Linked DNA regions of Homo sapiens: region 1 is linked to region 2. A link is a loop called in an ENCODE intact Hi-C map of the cell type or tissue named here. Cell type or tissue: B cell. All regions are shown on one strand. Links, peaks and the distances in the headings refer to the core of each region. The heading gives the core; the rest is flanking DNA.

The links. A loop is a pair of places that touch in the nucleus more often than their neighbours do. Peaks named below come from ENCODE experiments on the same cell type or tissue, not always from the same donor. Only the 100,000 strongest peaks of a DNase experiment are listed, where the experiment ranks them.
Region 1: a loop joins it to region 2, with 5 times the contacts of the local background. A loop is called at or near these places in 8 of 110 quality-filtered maps.

Annotation. Positions count from the first base shown.
Region 1 is chr9:136,837,086-136,848,116 of GRCh38, reverse strand. AJM1 (apical junction component 1 homolog) reads right to left here and starts at 5,639. Exons shown (of 3, transcript NM_001080482.5): 1 at 5,528-5,639; 2 at 3,838-3,921; 3 at 1-3,761. The coding sequence starts at 3,702. The coding sequence ends at 772. It overlaps RABL6 (RAB, member RAS oncogene family like 6), which reads right to left. Exons shown (of 15, transcript NM_024718.5): 9 at 10,455-10,771; 10 at 10,102-10,255; 11 at 8,996-9,208; 12 at 8,631-8,895; 13 at 8,252-8,423; 14 at 7,905-7,963; 15 at 6,930-7,795. The coding sequence ends at 7,595. RefSeq lists silencers at 247-296, 5,170-5,499, 6,446-6,740 and enhancers at 3,633-4,513, 4,514-5,394, 5,526-5,820, 5,810-5,949, 5,395-6,276 and 1 more. In B cell, for the core only: CTCF peaks have their summits at 3,962, 4,170 (motif pointing left), 5,445 and 5,644; DNase peaks (open chromatin) are centred at 3,266, 4,156, 4,606, 5,636 and 5 weaker places; H3K4me3 peaks cover 816 bases; H3K27me3 peaks cover 2,098 bases.
Region 2 is chr9:136,900,730-136,904,729 of GRCh38, reverse strand. All of the region lies in intron 4 of TRAF2 (TNF receptor associated factor 2), which reads right to left. Among named protein-coding and RNA genes, the nearest start is that of MIR4479, 16 kb to the right of the region's middle. RefSeq lists enhancers at 1,938-2,397, 2,628-2,947. In B cell, for the core only: no CTCF peak of the experiment used is centred there; DNase peaks (open chromatin) are centred at 2,129 and 2,699; H3K4me3 peaks cover 1,018 bases; H3K27ac peaks cover 3,080 bases.

The DNA of each region.
Region 1 (11,031 bases), core at 1,697-5,696, 58 kb after region 2:
CTCCCTGCGGTTTTTCCCAGCTCCTGCAGGGCCCAGACTGCAGCGGCTGGAGGCGAAGGGACGGCAGGGCGCGTGGCGTGGTTAGTGTGCTGGCTCCGACCAGCGGGAACGCACTGCGCACCGTCCGCCCTGCCCACCGCCTCGGCGGGACGCGCTCGCGCACACGGACGCACAGAGGTCGACCAGGGTGTTCTCCAGCGAGGAGGCAACACAGCCGCGGGAGGCGGGGCGGGGCGTGTTTAAAGTGACAGACTGGGCTTTGGTTACGTCGGGCTTCTGGACGAGGGGAAACCGGAGTCGGGGAGGCTCCAGCGAGAGCCCCGCGGACCGACGGGGACCGGATCTCTACGGGTGGGGTCTGTGCAGTAGTGACCCCTCCGAGTGAAGGCAGAGCTCGGCGGTCCTCAGGCCCACCCCGCCTCCCAGCGGGGAGCACCGAGGGCGAGGACCGACTTCTTCTGGGGATCCTCGAGGGCGAGCTGGGAGAGGGAGGAGGCCCGGAGGAGGGAGAGGGGTTGCTGGGGGTGGGAAGGCGAAGGGCCTGTGAGGAACACTACGGGGACGAAGGGCCGGGGGGTGGGGGCCTGGGCGGAGCTGGAGGCCGAACTGAGCGGAGCTTGGAAGGCTGGGGAATTAGAGGCGGGGCCTAGAAGAAGTCGGGGTGGGGCCCTGGCGGGGCTCGGGGGCGGCCCTGGGTGGGCCGGGCGGGGCCTGAGTGGGCAGGGCAGGGTTCGGGCCAGCGCCTGGGCTAGGCCTGGTGGGCCCGGCGCCTCACATGATGTCGTCCAGCAGGTTGGCGCTGGCCACCCAGTCGAGCGCGCGCGGCTCGGAGGCGGCCATGATCATGCACATGAAGGGGCGGCCGGTGCGCCGGTCCGTGGGGTAGATGGTGGTGGGCGTGAAGCGCCTGTTGGCCTCGACGAACTCGCAAAGCTGCTCGTAGACGCGCGGGAACTCGTGGCGCAGGAAGACGCCGCGCAGCCGCAGCTCGCGCTGGATGTGGATGAAGGCCACCTCGCGCGCGCGCCGGCCCGCCTCGCCGTCCTGATCCAGGCCCGCCGTGCCCGGCGGTGGCGTCAGGATCAGCGTCTCCATGTCGGGCTCGCGGCTCCGCGCCGGGGGCGGCCGCGCGGGGCTGCCGGCCGCCAGCGCTACCTTGGCGAACTTGCGCACTGTTGGCCCGTGGCTGCGTGGCGCGGGCGCGGGCAGGGCCGGTGTCCCCGGTGGCGCGGTGCCGGGTCCCACGGCCACGGACACGCTGAGCAGGAAGCACTCTGCCGGTTCGTAGAGGCGCCCAGCGGCCGCCAGCTCGCGCGCGTAGCTGCCCAGGGGCGCCGCGTGTGTGGCCAGCTCACGCAGCGATAGGTAGGTGGGGGATAGCAGCAGCCCCTCCAGGCCAAAGCGCAGGAAGTTGTCGGCCGAGCCTGGACTTGGGAAGCCCAGGAAGAGCACGCCGCGGCCGCGCGACAGGAAGCCGACACGCGCGATGCGCGAGAAAGCGCGGTGCACCGGGCCGCTGTCGCGGCAAAACTGCAGTACGTGGCGGCACACGCTGCCCACGCGGCCGTACACGCAGCGCGCCTTGTGGGCGTCCCAGTCCTCGCGGCGGCACAGGCGCGAGCAGTAGTAGGTGTAGCAGCTGTGGCAGGACTTGAAGTAGAGGCAGGCGTTGAACATGGTCTCGGTGCGCCGGCAGCGCGCATTGGAGCAGGTCATCAGGTCGTCCTCGTCGGCGCTGGGTTCGGGGGACGCGTCGGCCGCCTCTCCCGGGGCCGCGGGCTCCTCGGCGCTGCCGGCCGAGGCGGGGGGCGAGCGTGGCGGCGCCAGCGCGGGGGCCCCGGAGCCCGCGGGCCGCGAGTCCAGCAGTCGGCGCAGTTGGGGGCCCAGGCAGTCGGCCGCGGGCTCTGAGGCCTGGCCGGCGGTGGGTCGCGAGTCGATGACCAGGTCCGTGATGAGCTCGTCCAGCTGCTCTAGGCTCCGCTGGCGGCCAGAGGTGGGGCCGTCGGGGGCCGCGTGGGGAGGTGGCCGCGTGCGGCCCCCGGGCAACTCCCAGGCCCTGGCGCTCGGGCGCTCGGTGGCGCGCAGGTCATTGTCAGTGATGGTGATCTCGGGCGTCACGTACCAGTTGCGGCCCAGGCCCTCGCCCGCGCGGCCCTTCTCCGTCAGCGACGTCTCGGACAGGGACAGTGCGGCGTAGCGTCTGGGAGAGGTGGACAGGTTCACGACGACGGGCGGGCGCCGGCCTTCGGGGGACACGCCTCGCGGCTCCCGCACCTCGCGCCCCAGCAGGTTCTCGTAGCTGCGGCCGCGGCCCAACGGGTCTTCTCGGCGCGGCCCCGGGGCCAGAATGTTGTCCCAGGAGCGCGAGTAGTGGCGGCTGTCGGTGGCCAGCCGGGGCGGACTGGTGCCGGTGCCGCCGTGCCAGGAGGCGAGCAACGGGTCGGGGTCAGAGGGCGGCACCACTTGCAGGGTGCGGTACGGTCGCGGGCCCCAGTCCGCCCAGGCCGGGCTGCTGCGCGGGTGCGGGTACGTCCGAGCCAGGACGTCACGCTCGCGGTACCTTCCGAAGTCCTCCGTGTAAAAGGGGCGGGCGGTGGAGTGGGCCCGGGGCTCCTCGGGGACATAGCGGGGCCCGTAGGGCAGGCCGTAGGCTCGTGGAGCCTCCCCATAGTAGGAGCGGGAGGGCGGTTCCTGGATTGGGAAGGTGCGCACCTCTCCTGCGTAGTAGCCGCCCATGCGCCTTGGACTGGGCCCCGAGAGCTCCTCGGACGGATAGGGCCTGGGGTAGTAGGCGTCGAAGGTTGGGCCGGGACTGGCTGCAAAGCTGCCCCGGAAGCCTTGGGGCTCCTCTGTATAGAAGAACTGGGTGGGGCCCGGCGGGGTGGTGAAGGGCAGACTGCGGCGCTCGGCGTAGTCCCGGGGCCCAGGCAGGGGCCCGTCGCAGTAGAACGCCCGGGGATCCGCACAGTATGAGTCGCTGGGCGTCGGGGTGCGCGACAGCGCCATGTGGCGGGGCCCGGGCACCGTGAGGCCGTGGAACTGCGGGGCGGGGCGGGCCCAGTGCGCGGCCTCGGTGGGCCCGCAGGACCGCGAGCCCCGGGTGGCGTGCTGGAGCACTGCGTCGTCTGGCTTGATGTCCAGGCGGCAGCGCACGTGGGGGGCGGGACCCGCGGGTGGCTCGGGCGGTGCGCAGCGGCCCGCGGCGGCGCACAGGGGCGCGACGCGGCCGGGGCCGCCCCGCTGCGGCTGCAACTTGATGGGATGCAGCTCGTTGGCAAGGGCGCGGAGCGCCGGGTACGCGGGCTCCCGGCGCGGCGATGCCTCGGCCCGCGCCGCACGCTGGGCCTCCCGCCCTCGGCGGGGCAACACCGGCGGCGAGGCGGGCGCGGGCGTCAGGCCCGGGGGCGCGCGGGGCGCACTCTTGGAGCGGGCGCGGCGGCGTGGCTCGGCTTCGCGGGTCCGGGCGCGCGGCACAGCGGACTCCGGCGGCGGTGGCTCCGGCAGGGTCTCCATGGCCGGCCCGTCCAGCGCCTCCAGGAAGTCGAAGCTGCGGCAGTGGCGCTTGTTGAAAGGCGCGGGCTCAGCAGGCCGGGCCACGGATCGCTCACATGGCGAGCACTTGGACGCGGGTCCCGGGGTCGCCACCTTGATGTCCTGGTACACGGTCGACACCAGCAGGTCCGGAGGGTCCGTACGGGTCATCTTAAAAGAGGTCCCCAGGCTGGCGGCTCCAGCTCACACTGCCTTGCGGGGCTTTTGCCCTGGGGGGAGACGCGGGTCAGGGCGGCCCCCTCCGCAGCCCAGGCCCCGCTACTCCCCCACGCTGGCCCGGCTTACCTGGGGCGCAGCGGGCGGAGCAGCCCTGGCTGCGGGCCTGGGCCGAGAACGCGGGCGCTTCCTCCATGCCGGGGTCAGAAGCACCTGCGGGAGGAACCCAGCTGTCCAGGCGCCCGTCCTGCCCGTCCCCCCGTCCTCTCCCTGCGATGGGGCGGGCGGGCCAGAAAGGCTTAGCCGTGGTTGTGGTTCCCGCGGCGGGAGCTCCCGCGTGAAGCTCCAGGGCCTCCCCTCCCCCGACTAGTGACGGCGGGGTCGGCTCGGGTGGACCCCTTTCCGGGTGGGGTAGGGGAGTGGGGGCGTGGTCCTGGGGCTGCGCCCTCTGGTGTCCGCAGTTGGAAGGACGGGCCGCATTTGGGCCTTATTTATAGGTGTTGCCCCAGGAGACGTCAGTGACTGCGCCCCCGTCACAGCGCCCACTGCAGAGCGACCCCTCCGATCGCGCACAGTGGAAGGCGAGTCCCTGGGCCTCAGCCTTAGCCGGCTCTGCACCAAGTGGGTGACACCAACCACCCCACCTGCTGGCCGGGCCGAGCACAGAGCCCCGCCCCCAGCACTGCAAGGACCCACGCCTAGGTGCCCTCAACTTCCCGCGAGCCCCAGGCCAGAAAAATGCCCCCAGAGAGCATACCCGGGCCCTAAATCTCCCTTTCCTCTGCCGACACCTTTTCTGACCCCAAGTATCTTTGGGTGGTTGAAACAAGGCCCCAGCTTTGTGTAAACGCACAGGACACCCCCCTAGGGTTTGCAAGGCAGTCCCAAGCCATCGAGCCGCGAGCTCGTGGCAGCCCCTCCTCTGAGCTGCGCACCAGGCCTGGAAGCTGCCCGCTGGGGGTGGGCAGGGCGGAGGGTGGGGGAAGCCCCACTGCTTTGCAGGAGAGGGCCCTCCCCATTTCGCTCAGAAGGTTCCATGGAAACCTGCATTTCTTAGGCCCCCACGCGGCAGGCTGGCCTGGGTTCAGATGTGGGCTGCCAACCCCTCTGTGATCCCAGAGCCAGCTGGGGGGTGCGTCAGAGAGTGGCCACAGGCCTGGCCTCTGCACACCCAACACCTGGTCTGGGGGGTCTACCCCAGAGTGAGCTGGGGAAAGCGGGTACCTGGCCAGGCCCCTTGCAGGGCAGAACCTCAGGTGGATGGGCCTCTCGGGGTCTGGCCGGGTCCCCCCTCTGTGTCCCAGGTGTGCAGGGGCTTCCTGCTGGCAGGGCTGTTTTTCTGGGTCAGGGCCACGAGTCCCAGGCCTTGTGCCCATCCCAGCCTCCCCCGCCCACCCCCCCATCTCCCCCCTCCACCCCACCCGTGGCAGGACTGTCTACCCTCCTGCTCCCTCTTTCATGCTAAGCTCAAGGCCAGGCCGGAATCCGGCCGGATGACAGGGTGTGAGGCTCCACCCCAGGGAGGTGACAGTCGGCCTTGCTGGCTGCAGCTGTCGGTGACACCCCCTCCCGTGGGGATGGGGGTGGGGTCGGCCCTCTCCCGGGCCCAAGGCCTTCTGGAGCCCACGGAGATGGCTGGCGGCCTTCCCCACCTCCCAGCCCTGCCTTGCCTTGCCTTGCCCTGGCTGGGAGCGGCCCTTCAAGGGATACAGCCGGTGTTGCCTGGGGGCGGGGACTCCCCATCCTTTCGGCTGCCCTAAGGCAGCTTCCCCCGCCCATGACGGTGACACACTCAGCAACTCGGCCCCTAGCCCCTTACCTGGGTGCTGCTCTGGCTGTGCCCCGGTGGGCTGTGCCACCCCCAGGTCGGCTCCTCTGTGTCCCCGGCACTGCTGCGTCCCCGGCACGGGCAGAAGCTTCCAGGCAGCAGCGCGGATCCTGGCCTGGCTGCTCAGTGCTGCCCCTGATGGCAGCTGAAGGGGCTGTACTTAAAGGGGCCGCACCCAGTGGGGGCTGCACCGTGGAGCTGGGGATCATGAGCTGCACTGGCTCCAATTTGGGGCTGTGCAGAGCACAGGGTCCCTGCAGCACCCCCAAGACACAGACCTCAGTGTCTAAGCAGGAGTCTTGTGGCCCGGAGCAGCCTGCCAGTCCCGCCAGTGTCACCCCAACACACTTGCCTGAGAGGAGGGGCCCGAACCCTGGCCTGGGCTGCAGAGATTGGTCAGGGGCATCTTGGAATTCGCATCTCCTGTCGGGCGAGGCAGGAGCAGATGGGCTACTCTGTGCCCCACTGGCCTCTCCCCAGGCCCTATCTGCTTCAAGGCTGCCAATGCCAAAATCTTGGCGGGTACCTGGGGCCAGATGGCCCCTGCAGCCTCTTGTGTCCCCAGGATGCCATCCTCTCTGGGTGAGGCCACTCCTGCATCCGGTCCCTGCCAGCCTGGGAAGGCCTGCACGTGACCTGCCATACCTGCCTGGTAATGTCCTCGTCCCACTCTGCCAGCCCCTCCCCAAGGCATTGGGCCTGGGAACGTTCTAGCTTGGCAGAGGGGTGGGGAGCTGATGCCCTTGGCTCTGAAGGGCAGGACCTACCCCATTCTGCACTGTTCAAAGCAGGGCCCACTGAAACCCCAACATAGCCGTCCATGGTGTGATCCTGTCAAGTTCACGTACTGTCGACCCATCCCCACACCAGGCGAACCCCTGAACCCGGCCCTGACCTCATGGGCTGTGGGCTAAGGGGCCAGGCTAAGCTTGCTGTGGGCCACAGCACCTGCTCAGGGACTGCAGTGACTGCCCAACACCCTGGGGCCACAAGGCTCCCAGGCAGAGGAGCCTCCAGCTTGGCCACCTCCTCCCCTTCACTGGCACACTCTTCCTGCCTGCCCTGCAGGGTTCTCATGGCAACAGTAGCTGTGGGGGTGGAGGCTGGGCGCTGCTGACAGCTGGAGGGGGCAGGAGCCTGAAGGCGGGGGGCAGGGCTGCAGGCGGCTGCCTGGGAGCCTTGCAGAGTGGACTTCCACCTCCTGGGGCTGAGGTCGCCAAGCGTGCTGCGTGCAGCTGCTGAGCCCTGGCACAGGTGGGCTGGAATGTACCCAGGGTGTGGCCAGACTTGGTGGGACGTCCTCACACCACTGCTGGGCAGCCTCCTGCCAACCCACGGCAGCCTGGGCCCGGGGCAGCGGGAGCAGAGGTACAGGCAGAAGAACAGACACACGCAGAGTGAAACAGGAGTGCTTTATGGTCTGAGTGGAGTGTTTGGGAGGAGTGCCTCCCGGCTCCTGCCTTCGGGCTCACCTGAGCGGGGGCGCAGCTGAGGCCACTGTGGGAAACACAACCCCCACTCCCAGGAGAGGCCTCACATGCTGCCTTCGGTCTCGCCAGCCTTCTAGCGTGGGGCCTGGGCCGCCCTTTAGGGTGAGTCTGCACACCCGTGTTCAGGGCTCCCGGCCGGAAGCGGAACCATAGGCATGCTGCGGCCCCAGATGAGCGCGGAGGGCAAGCAGGTGCCGGGGCAGCGCACACCCCACAGCCAAGCGGCCCCTGCCCAGCCTCTGTAAACAGACCCTCACAGGTCCCTCCTGGGCCTCAGTCACATCCCTGAGAAACACTGGCGGCTCTGCCCCGAGAGGGCCAGGGTGTCCACCGAGCCTGGCTGAAGCCAGCTGTCCCCTCCCTTCTTGCAGAGCAGGCTCACACTGGGCCTGAAGGCCCAGCACCTGCAGGGCCCAGCCTGGGGACCACCAATGCCCGGCCTCTTCCAGCTCAGAAGCGCACACGGCAGCCACGGGGCAGCGGCAAAGGCGATGGTACAGAGGCAAATGCCTCCCCAGGCAGTGACAGGCACGCCCCCCGCCCCAGGGCGGCCACTGCCCACGCCGGCCTAGAGCTCCTCGTAGTCGCCACCCCCAGGGTGGCGGCCGCCCGGGGCCCCGCCCCCCAGGAAAGCCTCCAGCTCATCGGCAGCCGTCCTCTCCCTGCTGCGCGGGGGCCGCTGCTGCCGCCGTCGCCGCTCCTCCTTGCCCTCCTCCTTGTCCTTGCTCTTCTTGTGTTTGCTCTTCTTCTTGGCAGCTTTTTCTTCTTCCTGAGGAGCACAAGGATGGGGCGCCATGGAGTCACAGGAAGCCACAGCCCTGGTCCCAGGACCGCATGCCACCCAGTCCTGGCCTGCCAGGAAGGGGAGTAGCCAGTACCTCTTTGCCTTTTTTCTTCTTCTTCTTCTTCTCCTTAGAGGGGGTTTTGCCCTCCTTACCTGCACAGACAGGACAGACAGTGGCTCAAACTCAGGCCAACGGGGACCCCAAGCTGGGTGACAGGACTTCTCTAGAAACTCACAAAGCAGCGAGCCCCAGCCCTCCAGGAGGCCCTGCTGATGGACAGGACCACACTGCAAACATCAGCTCCTGCAGGGGGCTGCCAGGAGCATGGCACAGCATCCTGGACTCAGGAGAGGACCCCGGCCAGCGGCCAGCAGCTGGGAGGAGGCCCACGTTCTACCCAAACTCCAGCAGGCTGACCGCACTCTGGTGCCCCCACCCACCTTCCTCACTGCTCTCCTTGGGTCCGGCCTCCTCCAGCCCCAGCCCGAAGAGGTCCGAGTCATTCTTCAGTCTGAAGGCGGGGAGAGGGAGCTTGGGGGGTGGGGGCGGCTCGGCAGGGCCCTCATCCTCGTCAGTCACATCGGAGGGGTCATCTCGCACGGGAAAGTCATCCTGGAGCAGGGAGAGCAACTGGTCAGGCCATCATCCCTCCCACACCCCCAGGGGTTGTGGGATCTCAAACCAGGCCGGCAAGGCCCAAGTGTGGGGACATGAGATGCCTCTTCCAGAAGCCTCCTCCCACTGCACCCACCCAGATCAGGCCTGTGGGAGGGACCCTGGCCACCTGGCTGACCTCTGCCCCGGGAGGACTCGTCTTACCGCCCTGCGCTGTGTGTCTGATCCCTCGCTCTCAAAGTCGGGGTCATCCATGACGAAGGACAGCATTTGTGCAGCAATGGGTCCCTCGGGGTCACTCTCCGACGAGGAGGCCTGCTCACCCTTCCCCGGCTCCATCTCAGCAGGGGGCCTGGTGCTGCTGCGCTTCTCCGGACCTGTGCGAACAGAGACACCGCCTGGCCAGGGGGGTGCTGCGGTCCTCGTGGGAGCTGTCCCCCTCCGTGGCTTCGAAGCTGGTATGGAGGACCTTTGTGGACAAGCAGAGGGTCAGTCAGGGTCCTCTGGAGGCGTCCTGAACTGCCCCACCCGGGTCTCCAGGCCGCACCCGTGGGGACACCTGCCCTTACCACTTGGTCTCTGGCTCTGAGCACTGCTGGGGAGCTGGGGCAGGGCCTTTTGTGGGAGCTGCCACTTCTGCTTCCTCCTCACTCGAAAGAGTGATGTCTTGACTGGGGACGGGGCCTGCAGGCAGCGGGGGACTCCCACGTGGCTGGTCTTCGAGGTCCACATCGTCCTGGAACCCTGCCACCATCGGGTTGCCGCCCAGGGCCTCCCCATCACTGCAAAGCAGGGGGCAAAGCGGTCAAGGGCCACGGGGTAGGGATGGCTGGCCGGGCTCACGGGCCTTGGTTCTAGGCGCCCTGGTACCCAGCACACCCTGGCCGTGGGGCCACCCCACCCCAGGTGCTGTGTTGTGGAGAGGCCCCCTCATGGTCACAGGGCTTCTGAGCAGGAAGGGGTCGGGGGCACAAGGTTGGACACAGTGCTGCCCTGCGGCCGCTCAGTGGGTGAAGGATGTGGAGCCGCACAAGTGGGCGCTCGTGGAGGAGGCGGGCCCAGCTCAGGGCCACGGGGCTTTCTGTCCTTTGTGTATTTCTGGAGGAAGCCGCTGCCCCACAGCAATGGGTGAGGCTGAGGTGCTGAGGCCACTGTGGGTGGAGCTTGTCCAGGGCTGTCCTGGGACCAAATGCAGGGCTTTGCTGCAGGCAAAATTTGGGGCAGCTTGGCAGACAGAGTGGTGGGAGGGGCTGGCAGATGGCTGGGGAGGCGGCTCTAGCTCCCAGCTCTAGGACCTGCAGGAAGCCGCCCCTGTCTCTGCAGCACCTGGATCCTGGCCCTGTGGAGACCACATCTGGTGGCCTGAACCTCCCATATGACCTGCAGTGGCCTCTCCAATGGCTTCCATGTGGCATCTGCCCACAGAAGACCCCAAGGTGCCCCTGTCCTCTCCAGGGTGTGGGCAGAGCAGGTGGCCAGGCCTTTCTGATGTCTGGAAGCCCCGTCCAAGCCCTTCCCTCGTCTGCTCCAGCCACAGAGCTGCTCTGTCCTCAGCCAACAGTGACCAGCCGGCGGGGGGCCCCTTCTGCGCCCCTAGAAAGCCAGCCCCACCTGCTGCTCGGGCACCCTGGAGGCTGGGGGGCAATGGGAGAGGAGGCCCAGGCCCACCCCTCACCTGTCGCTGTCCTGCTGGGCAGCCTTGGCCCCCACCTTCTTCTCGTCCCTGGCGGGGGTTGTGTCTTCCAGGAAGCTGCGGTCCAGGCGGTCGTCAGGAACAAAGTCCTCCACACTCTGGACCGTTGCTGGGCCCTCTGCGGCCGGGACTGGCTCTGTGAACAGTGATGCCGGGTCCTCTTCACTCGGCACCAGAACCCTCACTGCACCCAACCCCAAGCCAGGCCCACCCGGGATGTGCCCACGGGACTGGGACAAGCAGGAAGAAGCGTGGAGCGCTCCGAAATCCAGGACCCCACCTGTGAGGGCCTGGGGGTCTGGGACCAGTTTGGGAGGGGCAGCTCCAGGGCCTACCTGGAGGTGGAGGGGCTGCCTCGGTGGCAGGTGACGTCCCAAACAGCCTAGAGATGATGCTGCGCCGTGGGGCGGGGGCTGAGGGGCACGCAGGTGGGGGCAGGGCCTCTGAGGGTGGTACAGGGGGCACAGAGGATGGTGGGGCGGCATTGAGGGGCAGCTGTGGGGCGGGCTGGGGTGTGCCGGGGCTGGAGCTCCCCGTGGACACAGCGCCTGCAGGCACCACTGGTGACTGGGAGCCCGGGGATGGGCTCTGCCCGTTGGCCGCCAGTGGGGACGCATGGCCACGGCTGCGAGCCTCCATCATCTCCAGGAAGCTGAAAGGCAGAAGGCGGGTGAGAAGCCTGGCTCCCCTGCCTCTCCCTGAGGCCCTCAGGTGACAGGGGGCTCTCTGCTGCTGCTGCTGGGGCTGGGAAGAGCCACTGTGTTCTGGGCCACCCGCCCCACAGAGGCCATCATCCCCATCCACTTCCAAGGGCAGCAGTGCCAGCCAGGCACGGTGGCTCATGCCTGTAATCCCAGCACTGTAGGAGGCCAAGGCAGGCAGATCACGAGGTCAGGAGGTGGAGACCGTCCT
Region 2 (4,000 bases), core at 1-4,000:
TTAATTAAAAGACTGTTCTTTAGGCCAGGCGCGGTGGCTAACGCCTTGTAATCCCAGCACTTTGGGAGGCCGAGGCGGGTGGATCACGAGCTCAGGAGATTGAGACCATCCTGGCTAACACAGTGAAACCCCGTCTCTACTAAAAATACAAAAAAAATTAGCCGAGAGTGGTGGTGAGCGCCTGTAGTCCTAGCTACTCGGGAGGCTGAGGCAGAAGAATGGCGTGAACGTGGGAGGTGGAGCTTGCAGTGAGCCGGGATCGTGCCACTGCACTCCAGCCTGGGCGACAGAGTGAGACTCCATCTCAAATAAATAAAAAAATAAAAATAAAAAAGACTGTTCTTTAAAACATAGTAAAATGGCCGGGCACAGTGGGTTCCCACCTGTAATCCCAGCACTTTAGGAGACCAAGGTGGGAGGATCACTTGAGCCCAGGAGTTTGAGGCTGCAGTGAGCTATGATCCCACCACTACACGCTAGCCTAGGCAACAGAGCGAGACTCTATTTCTAAAAATAATAGTAATAAAATGCTCATAGGTGAAATGATATGACATCTTCATTTGCTTTAAAATAAGCCAGAAAAGAAAAAAATGTGTGTGGGGGGTTGAAGGGCTGAAAGTAGGCTGGCGAAGGCTGGCAGGTGCTGCGGGGCAGCATGTAGGCCTGTGGGGCAGCGGCACACCTCTACTCTCAGCCTCACTGCTCAGATGCGCTGCATGCTCGAAATGTCAAAAATAAAATCTTTCTTGGCTGGGCGCGGTGGCTCACGCCTGTAATCCCAGCACTTTGGGAGGCCGAGGCAGGCGGATCACGAGGTCAGGAGATCGAGACCATCCTGGCTAACATGGTGAAACCCCATCTCTACTAAAAATACAAAAAAATTAGCCGGGAGTGGTGGGGGCGCCTGTAGTCCCAGCTACTCAGGAGGCTGAGGCAGGAAGAATGGTGTGAACCCGGGAGGCGGAGCTTGCAGTGAGCCGAGATCGCACCACTGCACTCCAGTCTGGGTGACAGAGTGAGACTCCATCGCAAAAAACAACAAACAAACAAACAAAAAAAACCTTTCTCTTGGCACTCGGTACTTGAAATCTCCAGTGGGACCAGGGTTGTCCTGCAGCAGATACATCTACACCAGCACCATCTGTCTCAGTCTTCTCCCCACCCACAGCAGACACAGTTTAAAAAAAAAAAAATCAATATTTATTCAGCCAGAATTCAAACTACACATTTGACGCAAATACAGTCGTCATCCCTCTGAATGTCACTAGAATGTCCATGAGGCCGAGCATACTTGGCTTTTCCTGGCCTTTCCGCTGCTCGTGCAGCCAGCCTATGTCCTCTCTGGAAAGTCTCCCCGCACCCCCGCATCCAGCTGCCAGAACGAGTAGCTCAGGGGCCCACTGGGGAATTCAGTTCTGCTATTGGCACTCAGCAAGCACTCCATCAACATTTACCTAAAGTTTTAAAATTATTCGATTTGGCCAGGTGCAGTGGCTTATGCCAGGAATCTCAGCACTTTGGGAGGCCAAGGTGGATGGATCACTTGAGGTAAGGAGTTCAAGACCAGCCTGGCCAACGTGGTAAAACCCCATCTCTACTAGAAATATAAAAAATTAGCCGGATGTGGTGGCAGGCGCCTGTAGGCTGAGGCAGAAGAATCACTTGAACCTGGGAGGTGGAGGCTGCAGTGAGCCGAGGTCACGCCACTGCACTCTAGCCTGGACAACAGAGCAAGACCGTCTCAAAAAAATAAAAATAAATAAATAAAATCATTCAGTTCCTAGAAAGGCATCATTGCAAAGGACAAACATTCAAAAGCTAAGCAGGATTTTCCCCTTTTCCAATAAAGTTCCGACCATCAAGGAGGAAAGGCAGCCTTAGCCTCCGTACTGTGTTTACAATAAGGCCCCAACTAGCAGCACACTCCGAGCACCCGGAGAGCAAAGAGAGGCGGCTCCGAGGGGCAGAGCGGCTCCCAACTGTATAGACGGGTTGATTTCCGTCCCCATGTGTGACATTTACAGCCAGTGAGAGGTTTTATCAACAAAATCAAAGGCCACAGCCAAGTTATTCCAGAGCAGTGCCCGCCCCTCCCACATGACCAAACCCGGCTCCTCTCAGGGACTTTCCAGAGCTCTCAAAGGTGCAGCCAGGGACTTTCCACCCTGCGTGCCTGCAGGACCGCGTGGCGCCCCAGGCCAGGGGCTGGCTATAGTCCTTGGCCCTCAGCCGGAGGCCCTCATAATTGTCAATGTGGCATCCCATGAGCCTGGAGGTGGCAGAGACCCCAGAGGACTCAGGGTCCAGTGCAGAGCTGGAAACTATTATCCCACCTGTCCCCCAGACACTCCTCAGTCCTCTCAAAGGGTGGCATGGCGCATAGCACCCCTACTCCCTGCAGCCAGCTGGTACCCCAACCCTCCCAGGGAGACCCTGACCCTGGGCCACCTCCCCAGGGAGCCATCTCCCTTGCAGACAGCACTGGGCAATGACCAAGCTGCATCTCTTTCAAGGAGCAGGGAGTGGGGGGTACAATGCCATGCGCCACAGCCGTTTGTGCGGCAGAGCCACACAGGAGCCTAGAAAGCTTTGCATCGCACGTCGTGGCTGAGGGCGGTCTGGCATCTCTGCCCACAGAGGTAGGAGTCTCACTCTAGGGCAGTGCCCTGGAGCTACCGCTCCGTGTCCAGGACGCAATCCCCGTGCTAGGGAGGAAAGCACATCTTGTTCACCCCAGACACAGCTGGGGCAGTTCTTCTGAAAAAACGAAACTTGGAGCCCAAAGACCACAAAGCAGAGTCTGTCAAAAGATCGTGGGAGGTGTGGCCAGGCTCACAGGGTGGGGAGTGGGCGAGGAGAAGAGGGAGGCGTGGCCAGGCTCACAGGGCGGGGAGCAGGAGAGGAGAAACACACAGTAATGCAGGTCCAATTCCAACCCAGCCGGTAACACCCCAGGGTCCGGCTGAGCAGGAGATCCCAGCTCTGGCCCGGGCAGGAAGCTCCCCTAAGTGCAGAAAGCCAGGATTCTGAGCAAACAGCCCTCACAGCCTCACCAACCTGGGGCTGGATTGGATGGCATCAAGGTACTGCCTCATTCCAATGTATGACTCGGTACTCACTGAACAATGACCCCTGTCTCCTCCATTCTACTTCCTGTACCCATGGATCTGATGACTCTAAGGGTGGCCCCTAAGTGGAATCACAGAGGATCTGTCCTTTGGTAACTGGCTCATGTCACTCAGCACACTGTCCTCAGAGTTCATCCCTGGGGTGTGTGTGTCCGAATCGCCTTCCTTTTTAAGGCTGAATCATATCCCACTGTGTGCACAGATCACACTTCCCGTGTTTATCCATTCATCCGCAGACACTGGGCTGCCTCTACCTTTGGGCTCTGTGGACAGTGTTACTCCAGGAATCCTGTACAAGGATCCCAGAGAGAAACCTCTTAAAGGGCATTCATTACAAGAAGGAAGACTGCATAACTTGGCGAGCTGTAGTGGCCTCGACGAGCTCTCTCGGCACCTCCTGGCCTCTACACTACAGGTGAAGTTTCCAAATGCCTAAAAGGTGACGTGAGAATCACACTGAAATCCCCAGTGCAGGAAGGCGTGCACGGCTCGCCCAGCACACAGGGACAAACCACAGCCAAGTGAAGTGCGGGCCACTGCCTATGTTGCTGTGACCACAGGACAAGTGTGTCCATTATTTCTGCAATTTCCAGTGTCAACACAATTCAAAATAAGCAATCCTTTGTGGATACAAGAGACACAACAAAAACCCCCACCAAACTTGAAAGCTGCAGGTCCTGGTGCACAGCGATCTCCCCTTCATTCCCAGGAAATGCTACTGCTCAGATAACCATGGCATTCCCAGGGCTCACACAGGCACCTCCAACCCTCACAGCCACCCCACGATGGTGGGATCCTGCACCCCCATCGACAGACAAGAAACCTGAGGCACAGAGAGGGTAAATACCTCGCCCGAGGTCACACAGCCCAAG